6 separate regions of the Homo sapiens genome follow, and regions 1, 3, 4, 5 and 6 are each linked to region 2. Evidence: chromatin contacts called from ENCODE Hi-C or POLR2A ChIA-PET data. All regions are on one chromosome and are shown on one strand. The core of a region is the stretch at or near the end of the contact, and the rest is flanking DNA. Distances in the headings are between cores, read along the strand shown. Region 1 holds the start of HACL2 (2-hydroxyacyl-CoA lyase 2). Region 2 holds the start of RFX1 (regulatory factor X1). Region 3 holds the start of HOOK2 (hook microtubule tethering protein 2). Region 4 holds the start of GADD45GIP1 (GADD45G interacting protein 1). Region 5 holds the start of CALR (calreticulin). Region 6 holds the start of ZNF490 (zinc finger protein 490).

Region 1 (2,700 bases), core at 103-2,602, 1.1 Mb after region 2:
ATCTCTCTGAGCCTCAGCTTCCTCTTGCAGAAAATGAAGACAGAAAGAACAGCACCTACTTTCAAGGAAAAGGTAAGGGGTAGGTAAGAAAGTCTACAGTACTGAGCTCAGCAGAGGGCAACTGTTATGAAACTGTCACTGCCACCCCCTCGCTGGAGCCTGCCCTCTGCCCCATTTATCCCATCCAGGTTAGGGAGCACAGAGTGCTGTCCATCTGTTCTGTGAAAAGAGTCACTGGGGAAGGAGGTAGGTGGGGTGCGAGTGCCCCGGCAGCGGCAGCTTCCGTGTTCTCTCTTACCAGTGGCAAAGTCCAGGCCTCCATACACAGCGTGGCAATGGAGACAGGGCCCTGGACAGAACCTCTTACCAGTCCCTCTGGACTAGTCGGGGCTCGCTTTCCCACCCTGCACAATGAGTGAGCTGGAAGCAGCACCACGAGGCCCCTCCCTCTTTGACTGCCCCCAGCCCACCTCCCATTCTGTGCCCCGCACCTTGTGCAGCAGCTGATAGAAGAGCCCCAGGCGGTGAGCGGCGCCCAGCAAGGCGGCCACCAGCGTCCCGCAGGCCAGGAGCAGGAAGGAGGGGAATAAGCTCCCAGCGGGGGCGGCGGCCGCGGGGGTCTCCATGAGGTGGTACCTAAGAGAGAAAGGGCACTTCCCAGACTTGGGCGCGACAGGGAACCTCTCCGGAAGAAATCGCGCCCCTTCTCGCAGCAGGATCCAGGGCCACGACCCTTGCCGCCAGTTTCTGTGCGGCCACGCCCCCAACCCTGCCAGACCACGCCCTTTGTGCGCCTAGGCTCGGGGTGAAGCCATGCCTCTCCGTGACAAGGTCACGCCCCTCGCGGGGCTAGCCCCAGTCCTTTACATCACCACCACTCCCACCCAAACTAGCCACCACAAGTCAAGGTGGCGACGACAGCACCACACAGTTATCTTCCACTTACCTACTTGTCAATGGACAGGCGGAAGCCCCGCCTCTCTTTCCACAACCGGACCCCAAATCTCAGCCCCAGTAGTGAGCCCGCCCCATGTTACGTCACCAAGAGGCACGAGGTCACGCCCCCGGGTTAGCGGGCGCGACCCTCCACGCAACCCACGCCTCTCCCTTAAAGAGCGCACGGGCCCGAGCCTGATCCCCGACCCCGGGCCAGGCTGGGTCGAGGTCACATCGCATCAGGATGTGGTTCTCCCACACCAGCTCGACCCCCGACGCTATTCACCTTCACCTCCAGGATATGGCGCTGCCTCCAGCAGAATTCGGCCCCCTCCGTGTCACGTGACCCGGGAGCGTGGCCGTGCCCGGGTGGCCCACTTGGCTCAGCGGCGCCCCGTAGTCCGGCCCGATGCGCATGCGCACAGTCGGAGCCCCGCTCCGGGGCCACCCGAAAGAGCCTTGCCTCTACTGGCCGCCTCCCTCATAGACCCCGCCTCCCCTTGCCTTTCATTGGCTCGCACTGCAGACCTCACACCCATTTTATGTTTTAAAACCAGGAGGCCACGCCCCTCAGCGGCTTCAGGAGCCCAGACCTTTGGGGGCCCACCTTCCGCAGCTTTCCATTGGCCCCACGGTGGAAGCCCGTAGGTTCAGGCCCTCCGAACACAGCTCGCTTTCCACACCAGCGGGGCCGTACCAGAGCAAGACCATGTCTCACAAAATAATAATAATACTTAAAAAATGGTAAATTTTATGTTATGTATATTTTCCACACTATAAATAAATATTTGTGCATGTATATATATATATGTGTATATTTTTTGTATAATAGGTATAGTAGTAAGCAAAGGAAATTCACACTGAGTCACATTCTACAAAATGCCTAACCAGACCTCTACAAAACTGTCAAGGTCATGAAAAACAAAGACTGAGGCACTGCCACAGACTAGAGGAGGGAAAGGAGCTGTGACAACTAAATTCAATATAGTACCCTGGACTGGATCCAGGAATCAAAAAAAGGACAAATTTGTGGATAAAGTTGGTGAAATCCAAATAAAGTTTGGAGTTGAGTTAGTAGTAATGAACCAGTGTTAATCTTTTTGTTTCAGTAAATGTATTATGGTTATATAAGATGTTAGCATTCAGGGAAGCTGGATAAAGAGTAGACAAAAATTATCTTGCTATCTTTGCAGCTTTTCTGTAAAGCTAAAAAAGAAAAAAAAAGTCTTAATAACAAGGATACAATTTTCCAGAGAGAGAGAAAGATGTTGTAATAGATGTAAATTCTTTCTTGGGAGACAAAGCTTTAACATGCTCCAAGACTAATTATCTGACCAATCTCTCCCCAGATAAAGAAAGATTGTCACTAGGCAAATGTCCAAAAAGCTTCTCAGCCGAAAGCTGGATTATTCAACAGTCCCTGAAACAAATATACACAGAGGACAAGTGATTTTTTTAAAAAGGGAAACAAGCCTGGCATGGTGGTCCATGTGTGTAATCCCAGCACTTTGGGAGGCCAAGACAGGAGGATCGCTTGAGGCCAGGAATTTGAGACCAACCGGGGCCAAAAAGTGAGACCCAGTCTCTCCAAAAAACAAACAAACAAACAAACTTAGCCAGGAGAATCGCTTGAACCCGGGAGGTGGAGGTTGCGGTGAGCTGAGATCACGCCATTGCACTCCAGCCTGGGAAACAGAGCAAGACTCTGTCTAAAAAAAATTTTTTTTAAAAGAAAAAAAATTAGCTGAGTATGGTGGCACGTGC
Region 2 (2,700 bases), core at 15-2,514:
CTAAGAAACTTCCTCAGGCTTCATTTGCTCCCCCATTCCCAGTAGGGGAGACCTCGATGGGCAGGACCCAGAAACGTTCCATCTCCAGGAACAAACCCCCGCAACCTCAAACCAGGAAACATCAGGTCTCAAACAGCAGCCCAGAGAAAAGCACTCAGGTTTCTGTTCCTCTAAAGCATTCCCTCATGGTCACTCCTCCCTACCATGGACTTTGATTTCTGCAAACCAGATCCTCCACGCTAAAGCCAAATCGACTCCTAGCTCCTCCATGAAACTTTGCTTCCTCTTTGCTTCCTCCCAGAGAGAAGGTGGCAGGTTTAGGAGTGGGCTGCAGTGTTGAAATCAGGACTAGCTGACAGTTATTTTATCAAACCACATTCAGAAACGGTAGATACGAGGAAAAGGTTCAAAGATAAGCCGTAAGTAAAATTCCTGGAAGGAATGAGGAGTCCCGGTACTGCAGGAAAAGGGCGATGTCAATGATTCTCCCCATTTTACAGGATGGAAAACTGAGGCCTCAGATGGACAGGCACTTGTCCAAGTTCTGAGTCCTGGGACAACTGCAAAGCTCTTAAGGAAGAAGGGAGTCGCTTAAGGATCTGGAAGGCGGACCGGGTGGTGGCTGCCCACCCTGGTTCCCGAGGTGGAGGTTGGGGAGACCCAGCCGGCCCCGCCCATACCTTCCCTCCTGGTCCCGCCCACCCACCTTGGCCCCGCCTCGTACCTCCCTCGCTCCCATTGGCCCAGCCTCCCCAGGCCCGCCCCTTCGCGCTCCCGACATATAAAAGCCCCCCGCCCCGGCCTGCCGACCTCCACTCGCCGCGGGCCTGCGAGCGCCCGCCCCTCGCGGGGGCCGGGCCGCGGGGACGGGGGCGGGTGGTGTCGTTCCAGCCGGGCCCCGGCCCCCTCCCCCACGGTCCAGACAGTCGCCGCCGCCATTTTGACCGCCCGCCCCTTCCCCCCGGACTGTGATTACAGAGACACCTACTGCCCCGGCCCCGCCGCCCACCCCGGCCCGGCCAGCCACCCCGGGGCCGCCCTGGTTACCTCCGCTTCTCCCCACTTCTGTCTGCGGAAACGCTTTTCGGAGGTCTCGGAGTCGATGTTGGGAAGGGGACGGGACGTGCTGGGGTCCCCGGGCCGGGCCTGGGGGGTGGGGGTGGGGGTCGGCCGGGCGGTTGTTGTTGTTGACTCGCGTTGCCGGGTTGCTTGGTCGCCACGACTACCGTGGCTATGGCGCCTCCGTTTCCCTCACCGGGGCAACTGTTGCTACCCACCCTAGTTACGTCACGCGCGGGGGCGGGGCCCGGGGTGATTGGCGGCGGCCGGAGAAGTGATTGGACGGCGCCAGGCCTTGCAGCTAAACTATTAGTTCCGATGCACGCTTTTCAACACCCTCTGGACTTCCCGGCGATCTGATTTATCAGTATGAATGTCCATCAAAAGAAACTGAACCCTCAAAGGCAGCCGGGCCCGTCACTCCGGCAGGGAAGCAGCTGGTTAAGAATAAAGGGGTAGGACTCGTGAGGACGGGATTGGTTTGCCGATGTAAAACCGGCCTCCTGGTTCGACTAAAGGGACGTCAATCTACCAAAGGTTTGCCGCGCTCTCTGGCTGGAGGCCGTGCGCATGCTCGGCACGCAAGGCCGATTGGGAGTTGTAGTCCGCTCTTGCGTACACTTTACATGTCTTACCAAATTAAAAAGGCGAGAAAGGAAGACTCCGCTCCAGACTTCTCTCTCGCTCGGTGGGCCAGTTTCTGGCTTCTTGCGCTGACGTCAGGGGAGGAATGCAGTGACGCAGCGCAGCCCCTCTGTGACGACAGCGGCGAAGGCCGGACTCGGGATTCGATGACGTCACTGGGCGCGCGTCCCCCTTCCCCACTGCCCATGGCCCCGTCGGGGTTGGGTGGAAGCGGGAGGCCGCGGCGGGGTTCGATCCCAGCTCCCACCCGCTGGGGTGACATCCTCCTCCGCCCAAGCCGGCCAGACAGCGCGGCCGCCGCGCCTTCTCCCGCCTCCCGGTCCCCTCCAGCCGGAAAAGGTCACCGCTGCCGGGGTGACCGCGGCTATCTCTGCCCCGCAGGCGGTGCGGCCGCCTTGGGAAAGGTCTCTGCAAGGCGGGGGACTTCATTCGCGGCTTCAACCGCGGTAGATAAGCAAAGGTCAGCCCCGACCCAGCCCAGGGAGCTTGGTCCGCCCAGGAGAGCTCACCACAACCCCCGCCACACACACACACCTCCCACACATACGCTCCTCTGTGCCTCAGTTTCCTCAAGGGACTGTCTGGGTGCTGCAGGACGAGAAGAGACAGAAACAGGGCCCGGACTAGGGTGAACATCTTGGGAGCAAAAACTCAGTCATCAAGATAAATAATCTTCTAATTCAATATTTGTTAAATATCCAAATTAATGGGAAAAAATAAATCTATGATGAACAAAACATCACAATTTTAAATAAAGACAGGATCCGCCAACACAGGGATTAAGGTGAGATGCGTTATGCAAGCTCAGGGTCAGATCTTGTGTTTAAAATAAATTTATTATTATTATTTTTTGAGACGGAGTCTCACTCTGTCGCTGAGGCTGGAGTGCAGTGGCGCAATCTCGGCTCACTGCAAGCTCCGCCTCCCAGGTTCACGCCATTCTCCTGCCTCAGCCTCCCGAGTAGCTGGGACTACAGGTGCTCGCCACCACGCCCG
Region 3 (2,747 bases), core at 248-2,747, 1.2 Mb before region 2:
TCTTCACAGAACTACTGGCATCAAAAGTTTTTTCTTTTTCTTTTTCTTTTTCTTTTTTTCTTCTTCTTGAGACAAGAGTCTCGCTCTGTTGCCCAGGCTGGAGTGCAATGGCTCAATCTCAGCTCACTGCATCCTCCACCTCCCAGGTTCAAGTGATTCTCATGTCTCAGCCTCCCAAGTAACTGGGATTACAGGTGCACACCACCCCACCCAGCTAATTTTTGTATTTTTAGTAGAGATGGGGTTTCAACTTGTTGGCCAGGCTGGTCTTGAACTCCTGGCCCCAGGTGATCCACCCACTTTAGCCTCTCAAAGTGTTGGGATTACAGGCATGAGCCACTGCGCCCAGCCTGGAAGTTAATTTTTATGGTTGTGTATGTGTTGCTTGTCACTAGAATGATGGCTGTGTGGGGCAGGTTTTTGTCTGTGTTATTCCTTGCTGAATGCCCAGGCCTGGCACAGGGTGAGTACTCCATAGATGAATGGATGAACAAATGGTTGATCACCAGACATCTGTCCCTCTTCCTGCCCATCACCCAGGACATGTGCCTAGCTGGCCCGTCCCTGGTCATCTCTTCACCAGTCTGTCCTCTAATCAGGAGTCCACTTGTCACCTTCAGCTTCCAGTTGGGACCTGGATCTTCCGAGATGCCCTGGAGCCATGCCTCGTTGAACCAGGAGGGGTCTCTGGGGGCGAGAAGGTGGGATGAGCAGACTGGGGGACACTTTTGGGATCCTCCCCTTCAGCTCCACTCACATCTGGTTCAGCACATAGGCTACGGCAAGGCCGCTGCTCAGGTCCTGAGGGCTGGCACAGGGAGACGGAACGTGGAACGTCTGTAACTGAGGGGTAAAGGAAAGGACAAGGAAAGAGTTAGGGCCTGGGAGCGCCGAACCGCTCCCCTTTTGCAGACTTTTCCAGTCAGCGAACCTCACATGGTGGGGCGGGCGCTGCTCCGCCACAGCAGCTCTGCGAGGGACTGGCTTCTGCTCACCTGAGACCGGAGGGGGCGTGGCCTCACCTCACCTCTGCCCAACAAACCCTGCGCGTCCAGGCCAGGGTGGTATCGCGAGTCACCTGGGCCCCACAGGCACCACGTGACCAGGCCAATTCACCTGTGTCCTCGCCCCACGTGAACCAACCACAGAGGGGCGGGGCCTCACCTGTCCTTTCCACGCAGACTTGCCACGTGACGGGGGCGGGTGCTCGGGCCAGAGTCCAACGGTCCAGCAAGTCGACGACCCCGCACCTCCCAGCCCCAGCACCAAGAGACTGACCGAACCAGGGCCAGGGATCCCGGGCAAGAGGAGCGGGCGCTCACCTTCCCCTAGCCCCGCCCCACGACCTACCCAGGTGAGCAGAGACCCGCATAGCTCAGCTTTGTCCACGCTCATGGCTCCCGATCGGATTCAATCCAGGCCACGGAGCCCCGGCGCCGCAGCAGCCTCCGGGTCCGCCACCAGCGAGCGCCCGCAGCCCCGACCTCCCGCTCGGCCTAGAGCGCCGCCCCGCCCCGCCCCCCTAGGCGCAGGCCCCGCCCCGCCCCCAAGCCCAGGCTCCGCCTCGGAACGTAATCTCCTCCCTACGCCCGCTCTTGCCTCCAGCCCCGCCATCTTGGATCCGGGCACCGTTCGGGCGCCCGCCCTGCCGCTAGGGGTCAGCCTGGCCCAGCCTTGTGCATCCGAGGGTGGTCCCACCTCCCATCCTCGCCCTGGCCCTTTTTGGGGTGGGAGGTCCTCAAGATCCTTTTGAGACGGAGGTGCTCCACCCTGTTACACAAGCGCATTCACGTCTTTTCCCTGCAACTTAAGTAAATTCTTTTTTTTTTTTTTTTTTTTTTTGAGACGGAGTCTCGCTGTCGCCCAGGCTGGAGTGCAGTGGCGCAATCTCGGCTCACTGCAGGCTCCGCCCCCTGGGGTTCACGCCATTCTCCTGCCTCAGCCTCCCGAGTAGCTGGGACTACAGGCGCCCGCCACCTCGCCCGGCTAATTTTTTGTATTTTTAGTAGAGACGGGGTTTCACCGTGTTAGCCAGGATGGTCTCGATCTCCTGACCTCGTGATCCGCCCGCCTCGGCCTCCCAAAGTGCTGGGATTACAGGCGTGAGCCACCGCGCCCGGCCTTAAGTAAATTCTTGTGTCTAACCACTTTATAATCGGAGCCGTTGTGCGGGGAGGGGCGAGCCCTGGCACTTTCTATGGACTGGGAGAGGGGATGCTAAAGGGGTTTTCCCGCCGGACGCGGTGGCTCTCGACTGTAATCCCAGTATTTTGGGAGGCCTAGGAGGGAGAATTAATTTGGATAGAAGTTGGAGACCAGCCTCTCTTCAAAAAATTTAAAAATTACCCAGGTAGCGGTGGCTCACGCCTGTAATCCCAGCACTTTGGGAGGCCGAGGCGGGCGGATCACGAGGTCAGGTGTTCGAGACCAGCCTGGCCAACATGGTGAAACCCCGTCTCTACTAAAAATACTAAAAATTAGCTGGGCGTGGTGGCGCACGCCTGATTTCAGCTACTCGGGAGGCTGAGGCAGGAGAATCGCTTGAACCCTGGAGGCGGAGGTTGCAGTCAGCCGAGATCGTACCACTGCACTCCAGGGGGCAACAGTGCAAGACTCCTCAAAAAAAAAAAAAAAAAAATTAGCCAGACATGTTGGCGTGTTTCTGTGGTCCTAGCTCCTAGCTCTACAGAGGCTGAGGTGGGAGGATAGCTTGAGCCCAGGAGGTCGAGACTGCAGTGAGCCGTGAT
Region 4 (2,700 bases), core at 123-2,622, 1.0 Mb before region 2:
CTCAAAACAACAACAACAACAACAACAAAAAGATGCCCCTGGTCCTTCAGACCTGCCTCTGTATCTGACCTCTGCCCTCTTGGTTCCAGGACCCATCACCTTCCTGCCCTCACCTTTTCCCCAGCCACACTGGCTTCCTGGCTGTTCTTTAAGGCATATCGTATCTCAGGGCATTTGCCCCAGCTGTTCCCTTTACCAGAAACTTTCTACCCAAGAGATCGCCCCATAGCTAAGTCTGGTTATTCAGGTCTTTGCTTAAACATCACCTCCTCAGAGAGGCCTGAGGCTTCCCAAACCAAAGCTGCCCTCAGGCACACACTCTTCACTCTTTTACCTTCCTACTAGTCGGCTGTCACCATTGGTATTATCTTGCCTGTCAGCTGTCGCCATCTGATATTAAGGGCCCTTTTGGGGCCTGCCTCGGCCTCCCAAATAACTGGGATTACAGGCACGAGCCACCGCCCCCGGCCTGGGACAGGGTCTTGCACACGGTATGCGCTCAGTAAAGACTTGGTGGTGATGGCCGGACGTGATGGCTCACACCTGTAATCCCGGCACTTTGGGAGGCTGAGGCAGGTGGATCACTTGAAGTAAGGAGTTTGAGACCAGCCTGGCCAACATGGTGGAACCCCGTCTCTACTAAAACTACAAAAATTTGCCGGGCGTGGTGGTGCACGCCTGTAATCCCAGCTACACCGGAGGCTAAGGCGGGAGAATCGCTTGAACCGGGGAGGCGGAGGTTGCAGTGAGCCAAGATCTTGCGACTGCACTCCAGCCTGGGCAACAGAGCGAGACTCTTGTCTCCAAAAAACAAACAAACAAACAAACAAAACTTGCTGATGAATGACTAAATGGACGTTATTCTGAGTTTGTTTTGCGGCCAGGTGAGCGTATACATAAATCTACAACATGCAGATGCTGCGACGTGACCCCGAAGGGGTAGGCACGGTTTGGGGCCCAGTTCGCCCACGGGGCACAGAGGGCAGCCCCGCGTCTGCCTGCACGCACGCACCTCTCCCGACGCTTCTGCTCTTCGGCCAGCTGCTTCACCCGCAGCGACTCCTGCATGGTCGCCAGGCTCGGGTACCATTCGCGTTCTTCGGCCTCCAGCTCCCGCAGCTGCTCCGGCGACGGCCATAACGAACCGGGGACCACCCCGGAGGCGGCGCCGTAACGCGCGAACTGCTTAGCCGCGTAGCGCGGTCCCAGCTGCCACCGCGGGGTCAGGAGGTCCTCGGGGTCTGGCCACCGGGGTCCCGGCCTGCGGCGCGGGGGCGGCCGCGCCCGGTAGCCACGGGAACCCGGGGCCAGGGTCGCCGCCACACCTAGTAGGCTGCGTGCCTGTCGCACGGACGCCGCCATCTTGGCTGTGCGGGGTCCTCACAGGCCCGCCGGGCTGTCCATGCCCGGTGCCTGAGCGCGAGGCCCGGTGTGGGCCAGGGCAGGGCGAGGGGTGTCCCTGCTGCCTCAGTTCGGGGGAGGGCGGCGAAGGGGATAGTATGGGTTTTATACGTTTCCAAGTATAACTTTAAATTTTAGTTAAGCAGTTACTGATTAAAGTCATTTTTAATTTTCACTTTTTTTCTTCTCCTTTCTGCACACTGACACTTAAAAATACATATTTTTGTCGGGCGCGGTGGCTCACGCCTGTAATCTCAGCACTTTGGGAGGCCGAGGCGGGCGGATCACCTGAGGTCGCGAGTTCGAGACCAGTCTTTTTTTTTTTTTTTTTTCGAGACAGAGTCTCGCTCTGTCGCCCAGGCTGGAGGGTAACGGCGTGATCTCGGGTCACTGTAACCTCCGCCTTCCGGGAGGAGAGGAGAAACCCCGTCTCTACTAAAAATACAAAATTAGCCGGGCATGGTGGCGCATGCCTGTAGTCCCAGCTCCGCGGGAGGCTGAGGCAGGAGAATCGCTTGAACCCGGGAGGCGGAGGTTGGGGTGGGCCGAGATCGTGCCATTGCATTCCAGCCTGGGTAACAAGAGCGAAACTCCGTCTAAAAAATTAATAAATAAAAATAAATACATACATGCATACACACACACACACATATACATATATATATACGCTCACCTGGCTACAAATATATATTTGTGTATTTTTTTCTAAGTGTTCAGTGTTCTTTGGGTAAAAATTGTATTTTTGTTTTTTGCATATCAGAAACCATACTGTTTTATTCATCCATGTGTCTTCTGTGCACACAGTAGCCCTCCAATGAATAATCTGAAATCATGTTGAATGAACACATTGAAAAATCAAAAATAAGAGGCTGTGGCAGGGCCACTGATATGGTTTGGCTCTGTGTCCCCAACCAAATCTCATCCTGAATTATAATCCCCATGTGTCCAGGGAGGGACCTGTAATCCCCACATGTCGGGGAAGGGAGGTGGTTGGATCACGGGGGTGGTTTCCCCCATGCTATTCTTTTTTTTTTTTTTTTGCCTTCAAAAAGTTTATTTTATTTTATTTTATTATTATTATACTTTAAGTTTTAGGGTACTTGTGCACAACGTGCAGGTTTGTTACATATGTATACATGTGCCATGTTGGTGTGCTGCACCCATTAACTCGTCATTTAGCATTAGGTATATCTCCTAATGCTATCCCTCCCCCCTCCCCCCACCCCACAACAGTCCCCGGTGTGTGATGTTCCCTTTCCTGTGTCCATGTGGTCTCATTGTTCACTTCCCACCTATGAG
Region 5 (2,753 bases), core at 39-2,538, 1.1 Mb before region 2:
ATTTTTTCCTTCCTCTCTTTTCTGAGTCACAACCATTAGCCAGGAAGCACCCCCTCCCCACCCTCTTTCCTGGATCCCCCTCATTCCCTCCTTCCATAGTCCACTCCCGCGCTCCCAGGTCCAGGGCTTATTTGCCCAGAGTTTGGAAAACCCCCAGCTCTCCTTCCTCCTTTCTACAGCGTGGGGGCAGGGTACTGGTGCCAGTCACGTGCCTCTGGCTTCTGAAGAAGACTCTAGACTGGGGTCGGGGGGTGGGTCCTGCCCATCTCCCTAGCATCTTATCGTCCCTACCATCTGTGTCTTTTTTCCCTCCCCAAACGGAACCCCCTGCCCTCTCGCCTGCCTATAGCCGTTTAATTGCAAAAGCCAGGCCGTTTGTGGGAGACCACAGACAGCGACCCCCTTCATTTACCGGTTGAGAGGAGGGTAAAGGGGCGGCTGCAATCTGGGTAATAACCCTATCCCCACTCCAGAAGTCACAGTCACATCGTTAAGCCTTCCTCCCCTCTTGTCCCAGGACAGCTTTAAAAACGTTAAAAGCATTTCTGCTGGGTAGCATCTGGCCAGGGTCGCCCCCTCTGTCTGCTCAGGAACGTCTGTCACTTCAGAGAGCTTAAGTGACTTGCCCCGGTCACACAGCAGCAGTCCGATAGGCTGCCAGGGCTCTAGGGGCAGAAGGAGGAGAGGGCTGGCATTCTTCCCACCGGCCCGCGTGACTGTAGCACCGGGGTGCAGCGAAGCCCCAAGGGCCCCAATCCGTGAGCTCTCTCCCATCCCAGGCAGGGGTGGGGGAGCAGCAGTGGGGTGCTGGTTCTCAAATGCAAGATAAGAGCTGGCTAAGAAAGCCTTGCCCAGCCCCTCCACCTAGAGGGAATGGGAGGGAGAGAAGCTGAGGGCAGGGTCCCGGTCCCGCGTGGAGACAGCTGCGCTCCCGCGGTTTCTTTAAACGCCCAGATGGGCAACGACGCGCGCGGACGAGGGCGGGGTTGGGTTCAGGTCTGGTCACATGACCTGGCCTGAGGTGCTCGCGGCCCCCACCCCACCAGTGGGCGTCCCCCCCACGCGTGGTCGACCATCATTGGTCGGTGGTGAGGCCAATAGAAATCGGCCATCTGGGAACCCAGCGTTCCGAGGCGCAGCCTAACATAGTGAACCGACGAAGGTCCAATGGAAAAAGACGGCCATGGGCATAGACCAATGACAAAGTGGCAGGGGCGGGCCCAAGGGCTGGGTCAGGTTGGTTTGAGAGGCGGGTGGGTATAAAAGTGCAAGGCGGGCGGCGGCGTCCGTCCGTACTGCAGAGCCGCTGCCGGAGGGTCGTTTTAAAGGGCCCGCGCGTTGCCGCCCCCTCGGCCCGCCATGCTGCTATCCGTGCCGCTGCTGCTCGGCCTCCTCGGCCTGGCCGTCGCCGAGCCTGCCGTCTACTTCAAGGAGCAGTTTCTGGACGGAGGTAACGCCTGGTCCCGCCTCGAGGCCGCCCCGACGACGCGGCCGGCCCCCGATCCTGGATCTGCGTTGTCGCCCGTAATTACCGTTTAGAGGTCCAACACGGTGGCCTCCCGGGACTAGAGCCGCGGGCGATTTCTCTTCTGCGTCCCTGGGGAGCGCGGAGGGCGTAGCGGCCTCCCGCGGCGGGAGTTAGGGTTAGCCCGAGGATCTCTGAAGGCACCCGACGTGTCAAACTAGAGGTTGGAATGGGGAGTGTCGGGGATCTCCTTTCCTGTCCCCAGCAGCTTGTGGCTCTCGGCAGATGTTTGGTGTGGGGGGGGATTAGCACAGCCGCTCTGACCTACCCCTCTAATCCCCCACTTAGACGGGTGGACTTCCCGCTGGATCGAATCCAAACACAAGTCAGATTTTGGCAAATTCGTTCTCAGTTCCGGCAAGTTCTACGGTGACGAGGAGAAAGATAAAGGTAAGAGCCTAGGAGTGGGTGCTCAGATCCGGGAGGACTTCCTGGCAGAAGTCCTTGTCTGTACACACACAGCCGGGACAGTCCCCTTGGAGGAGGACAGGTGGAGGAAGTGGGGGAGTCTTCTCTATTCTCTAAGTCGAGGGTCCTCGCGAGTCAAGGCCCAACGGTGACCTCACTACCGTCCCGTCTCAGGTTTGCAGACAAGCCAGGATGCACGCTTTTATGCTCTGTCGGCCAGTTTCGAGCCTTTCAGCAACAAAGGCCAGACGCTGGTGGTGCAGTTCACGGTGAAACATGAGCAGAACATCGACTGTGGGGGCGGCTATGTGAAGCTGTTTCCTAATAGTTTGGACCAGACAGACATGCACGGAGACTCAGAATACAACATCATGTTTGGTGAGGGCCTGCTTCCTGGTGCTGATCTCTGTCCCATTAGTTAGAGGGAGACCCAGACCCCATTGACTTTCTTAATAATGATTTTTTTTGGAAGGGGAGCTAAAAGAATAAGTCCCAGCAACAATTTATTGCATTATGATCGCAGATCTAGGCTGTTAATTTAATTTGCGTGTTTGTATATAGTTATTTCCCAATCTTACTAATGAGGATTTTGAGTTCTAGAGCACTGATTTTTTTTTTTTCTCCTTTAAACTTAAGGCTCCACCCACAGCCCATTCAGGACAGAATCAGGGTCTGAGTTTCTCTTCTCAGCCTTGACAGACCCGAGTTGAAGAACCAGGTCTTCCTTTTATAAAGAGGGGTGAGAGCCTCGAGATGATGGGTAGTCTCTGACTCTTAACTGGATCTGCTTCACACCTAGGTCCCGACATCTGTGGCCCTG
Region 6 (2,700 bases), core at 197-2,696, 1.4 Mb before region 2:
AATGGGAAAAATGAAATATGTTTCTACTTTAAAAAAAAAATTTAGAGACAGTCTCTCTCTCTCCCAGGCTGGAATGCAGTGGCACAATCTTGGCTCACTGTAACCTCAAACTCTTAGCCTTGAGATCCTTCTGCCTCAGCCTCCGAAGGAGCTAGGACTACAGGTGAACACCATACCCAGCTAATTTTTAAAAATTTTTTGAGAAATGGGGTCTCGCTATGTTGCCCAGGCTGGTTTTGGGCTCTTGGTCTTTCCAAGTTCTGTAGGGACACTTTAGAAAACTTATTTGAGATAAATTTCCTTCCACTTTACAGCAACACGGATGGAACTGGAGGCCATTATCCTAAGTGCGATGATGCAAAAACAGAAAGTCAAAAACTGCATCTTCTTACATATAAGTGGGAGCTAAACAATGGGTAAACATGGACATACAGAATGGAATAATAGACACTGGAGATGCCAATAGGTTGGACAGAGAGGGGGGATGAGGGATGAAATATTACCTATTGGGTACAATATACACTCTTTGGGTGATGGGTGCACTAAAAGCCAGACTTCGCCACTATGAAATATATCCACGTAACACAAGTGCATTTGTAACCATAAATCTACAAAAATAAAAATAAAAATGAAAAGCAATAAAAACATGCTTAAACTAAAAACAAACAAACAAAAAAACAACGAAAACAAACCATTTCCTTCCAGAGTAAAACGCAGTTTACTGAGCACGTCTCATAGATCGTGATTGGTCTGAAGAGTCCCTGTGCCCAGGTTAGGGTTGCAATTTACCACCCGAGCCAAGTGCTCGGGTGTCCTACGGATTGTTTTTTCTTTCTTTCCTTTTTTTTTTTTTCTTGGGATGGGTTCTGGCCATGTTGCCCAGACTGAACTCAAACTCCTGGAGTCAAGCGATCCACCCGCCTCAGCCCACCCACCCCCCGACCTCCCCCACCGCCCCCACCACGCAGTAGCTGGGACTACGGGTGTGCGCCACCAAGCCCTGCCTTGGGGTTCCTTTTCTAAAGTGCCAAATGTGTGGAGGTGGGGAAAAGAAAGGTGGACGCCTCAACGCTGTTATGGTCAAAGATTAAAATGCAACCACACTTTTTATTACACATGATGGGGTAACCGTCTGTTTATAAACAAGGGTCACTATTCCACGAGAGGCCTTACAACATTATGCCAAGCCCCTGGTACCTGGAGGACATCAGACCCTCCTGTTCCTGTGCGGCCTTGACTAGACGACCACTTGCTCTGGACTTGCTCCTCGAGGGGTCGCTCCATCTGGAAACTGAGACTGGAATTCCTGCGCATCCCTGTCCCCGCATCCAGAAACACTGCAGGAAGACTTCCGTGTCCGACCCGAGATCCGGAACAATTTCTGCTTCAACACAATTGTCCACGGAGGGCACCAGTTCCGTCCCACCGGCGGAAGCGAGATCTGCCTAGCTACTAGACCTGCTGCCTAGCTGTCATTCGGACAAAAAGGGGCGGGGCTGTATAATTGTCCAATCAGGGGCGGCGCCGGAAAGGAGGGTACGGCTACGCTGCGCAAATGCGTGCTACGTCACTGTGCGATCGGGTTGTGCTTAGCTTGGGGTCTCCTGGCCCCTTGACGCGTCAGGTTGCTGTACCCCTGCATCGGATGCGCTGTACCCTGCGCTGGCTCCGTGAACCTTAGGGACAACACCGGGACACCCGCGAGGCCGGAAAATGGTGAGTGTGCAGGGCCGGACTAGTTGGAACCGGCCGTGATCGCGGGACCCGGGCCTCCCCACGGTCACCTCCGGCCGCAGTGTGGGGCTGGGCTGGCAGCTGGAACTCCAAGCGTCCTGTCCCGTCCCTGCGCGGCGACTGCGGTCCCAGCCCCGGAGCCCTCTCTGGACAACTCCGCGCCCGCAGCCCCGCGTCTTTCCCAGATCGTGCAGGGACCACGGGAGGGTCCTGGGGAGAATCCCGCCTTGTGTGTTTGGTTTGTGTGGGAGGAGCTACAGTCTGGGGTTCCCAGTCCCTTCTTTCTTCCCAAAGGCTGTTTCCCCCTGAGTCTTCCAAAGATGTTGGAAGCAGAGTCTCAAATCCACTACCCTGTCCCCCCAGCCTAGCTCCTCCCACGGCGGGCCATTAATCCCTAGATTTCCGGATCCCTCCCCGAATTCCCAAACGCCTACTTCCGCTCGCCAGTGGAAAACATCGTCACCAACTCTTTGTCCTGTGTGGTGCATTTCAAACACACGCAGTATTTTAATAATCTTTTTTCCAATAGATGCCTCTTTTAAACGATTTATTTCTTGTTTGTGGATATTTTACATCAGAGAAAAATCAGAAAAATTATTCACTTGGAACTAATCTGCATAAAATGCTGTGGCCCTCATCCTGGTACCTTTCCAGGGCACAGACATCCTATGGGAACTCCTTTGCGTTGAGGTTCCTTTTTGTAAACTTTCCTGGGTAATCTATCTTTTCAGCACAGTTTCAGATTGGCACTGTCCCGCCTTGGGTTTATGACCTTGAAAAGATTTATTCACTCGAATGTCATTTTTCCAATAAATATAAAATATATGTTATCAGAAGAACTTGAGAGACAGTACAAAATATTTCCAAAGGGCAAAAAAGAAATGAATCTCAGAAAACAAAAAACATCCCAATATTACATTTGTTAAAAATTCTTTGTTCTTTCCCTGAGCACATGGAATATGTTTC

Evidence for each region. A loop is a pair of places that touch in the nucleus more often than their neighbours do. ChIA-PET counts read pairs that join two places held with the same protein, here RNA polymerase II (POLR2A). Pooled maps may share reads with other maps.
Region 1: a loop to region 2 is called in a pooled map, with 16 times the contacts of the local background. The contact joins the promoter of HACL2 here to the promoter of RFX1 in region 2. A Hi-C loop is called at or near these places in 1 of 37 single-sample maps with no recorded cell type and 7 of 50 pooled maps. POLR2A ChIA-PET finds 5 or more read pairs at or near these places in 1 of 52 experiments (activated naive CD8-positive, alpha-beta T cell).
Region 3: a map with no recorded cell type shows a loop between it and region 2 (6-fold over the local background). The contact joins the promoter of HOOK2 here to the promoter of RFX1 in region 2. A Hi-C loop is called at or near these places in 3 of 37 single-sample maps with no recorded cell type and 2 of 50 pooled maps. POLR2A ChIA-PET finds 5 or more read pairs at or near these places in 1 of 52 experiments (naive thymus-derived CD4-positive, alpha-beta T cell).
Region 4: a loop to region 2 is called in a pooled map, with 5 times the contacts of the local background. The contact joins the promoter of GADD45GIP1 here to the promoter of RFX1 in region 2. A Hi-C loop is called at or near these places in 1 of 37 single-sample maps with no recorded cell type and 6 of 50 pooled maps. POLR2A ChIA-PET finds 5 or more read pairs at or near these places in 1 of 52 experiments (K562).
Region 5: a loop to region 2 is called in a map of ascending aorta, with 2.7 times the contacts of the local background. The contact joins the promoter of CALR here to the promoter of RFX1 in region 2. A Hi-C loop is called at or near these places in 2 of 168 maps with a recorded cell type or tissue (ascending aorta and naive thymus-derived CD4-positive, alpha-beta T cell), 3 of 37 single-sample maps with no recorded cell type and 15 of 50 pooled maps. POLR2A ChIA-PET finds 5 or more read pairs at or near these places in 4 of 52 experiments (K562, activated B cell, activated CD4-positive, alpha-beta T cell and 1 more).
Region 6: a loop to region 2 is called in a map with no recorded cell type, with 12 times the contacts of the local background. The contact joins the promoter of ZNF490 here to the promoter of RFX1 in region 2. A Hi-C loop is called at or near these places in 4 of 37 single-sample maps with no recorded cell type and 2 of 50 pooled maps.

Annotation. Positions count from the first base shown.
Region 1 is chr19:15,124,434-15,127,133 of GRCh38, forward strand. HACL2 (2-hydroxyacyl-CoA lyase 2) reads right to left here and starts at 1,353. Exons shown (of 16, transcript NM_006844.5): 1 at 1,223-1,353; 2 at 492-636. The coding sequence starts at 626. ILVBL-AS1 (ILVBL antisense RNA 1) reads left to right here. Exons shown (of 3, transcript NR_186314.1): 2 at 31-72; 3 at 1,494-1,741. RefSeq lists enhancers at 93-858, 859-1,622, 1,117-1,206 and silencers at 807-856, 1,427-1,496.
Region 2 is chr19:14,005,056-14,007,755 of GRCh38, forward strand. RFX1 (regulatory factor X1) reads right to left here and starts at 1,265. Exons shown (of 21, transcript NM_002918.5): 1 at 1,048-1,265. RefSeq lists enhancers at 491-1,019, 1,020-1,547, 1,548-2,075 and silencers at 687-1,066, 1,117-1,296.
Region 3 is chr19:12,774,055-12,776,801 of GRCh38, forward strand. HOOK2 (hook microtubule tethering protein 2) reads right to left here and starts at 1,498. Exons shown (of 23, transcript NM_013312.3): 1 at 1,351-1,498; 2 at 758-843; 3 at 615-687. The coding sequence starts at 1,395. RefSeq lists enhancers at 420-1,100, 1,101-1,779, a cis regulatory region at 1,316-1,957 and a silencer at 1,342-1,561.
Region 4 is chr19:12,955,851-12,958,550 of GRCh38, forward strand. GADD45GIP1 (GADD45G interacting protein 1) reads right to left here and starts at 1,373. Exons shown (of 2, transcript NM_052850.4): 1 at 1,013-1,373. The coding sequence starts at 1,362. RefSeq lists enhancers at 700-749, 849-1,721 and a silencer at 1,150-1,319.
Region 5 is chr19:12,937,321-12,940,073 of GRCh38, forward strand. It overlaps CALR (calreticulin), which reads left to right and starts at 1,289. Exons shown (of 9, transcript NM_004343.4): 1 at 1,289-1,450; 2 at 1,814-1,915; 3 at 2,108-2,311; 4 at 2,733-2,753. The coding sequence starts at 1,360. RefSeq lists enhancers at 731-840, 911-960, 1,587-2,336, 1,631-1,680, 2,573-2,753 and a cis regulatory region at 891-1,529.
Region 6 is chr19:12,609,367-12,612,066 of GRCh38, forward strand. It overlaps ZNF490 (zinc finger protein 490), which reads right to left and starts at 1,447. Exons shown (of 5, transcript NM_020714.3): 1 at 1,198-1,447. The coding sequence starts at 1,314. It overlaps ZNF791 (zinc finger protein 791), which reads left to right and starts at 1,554. Exons shown (of 4, transcript NM_153358.3): 1 at 1,554-1,716. The coding sequence starts at 1,714. RefSeq lists enhancers at 1,116-1,335, 1,666-1,725 and a silencer at 1,466-1,525.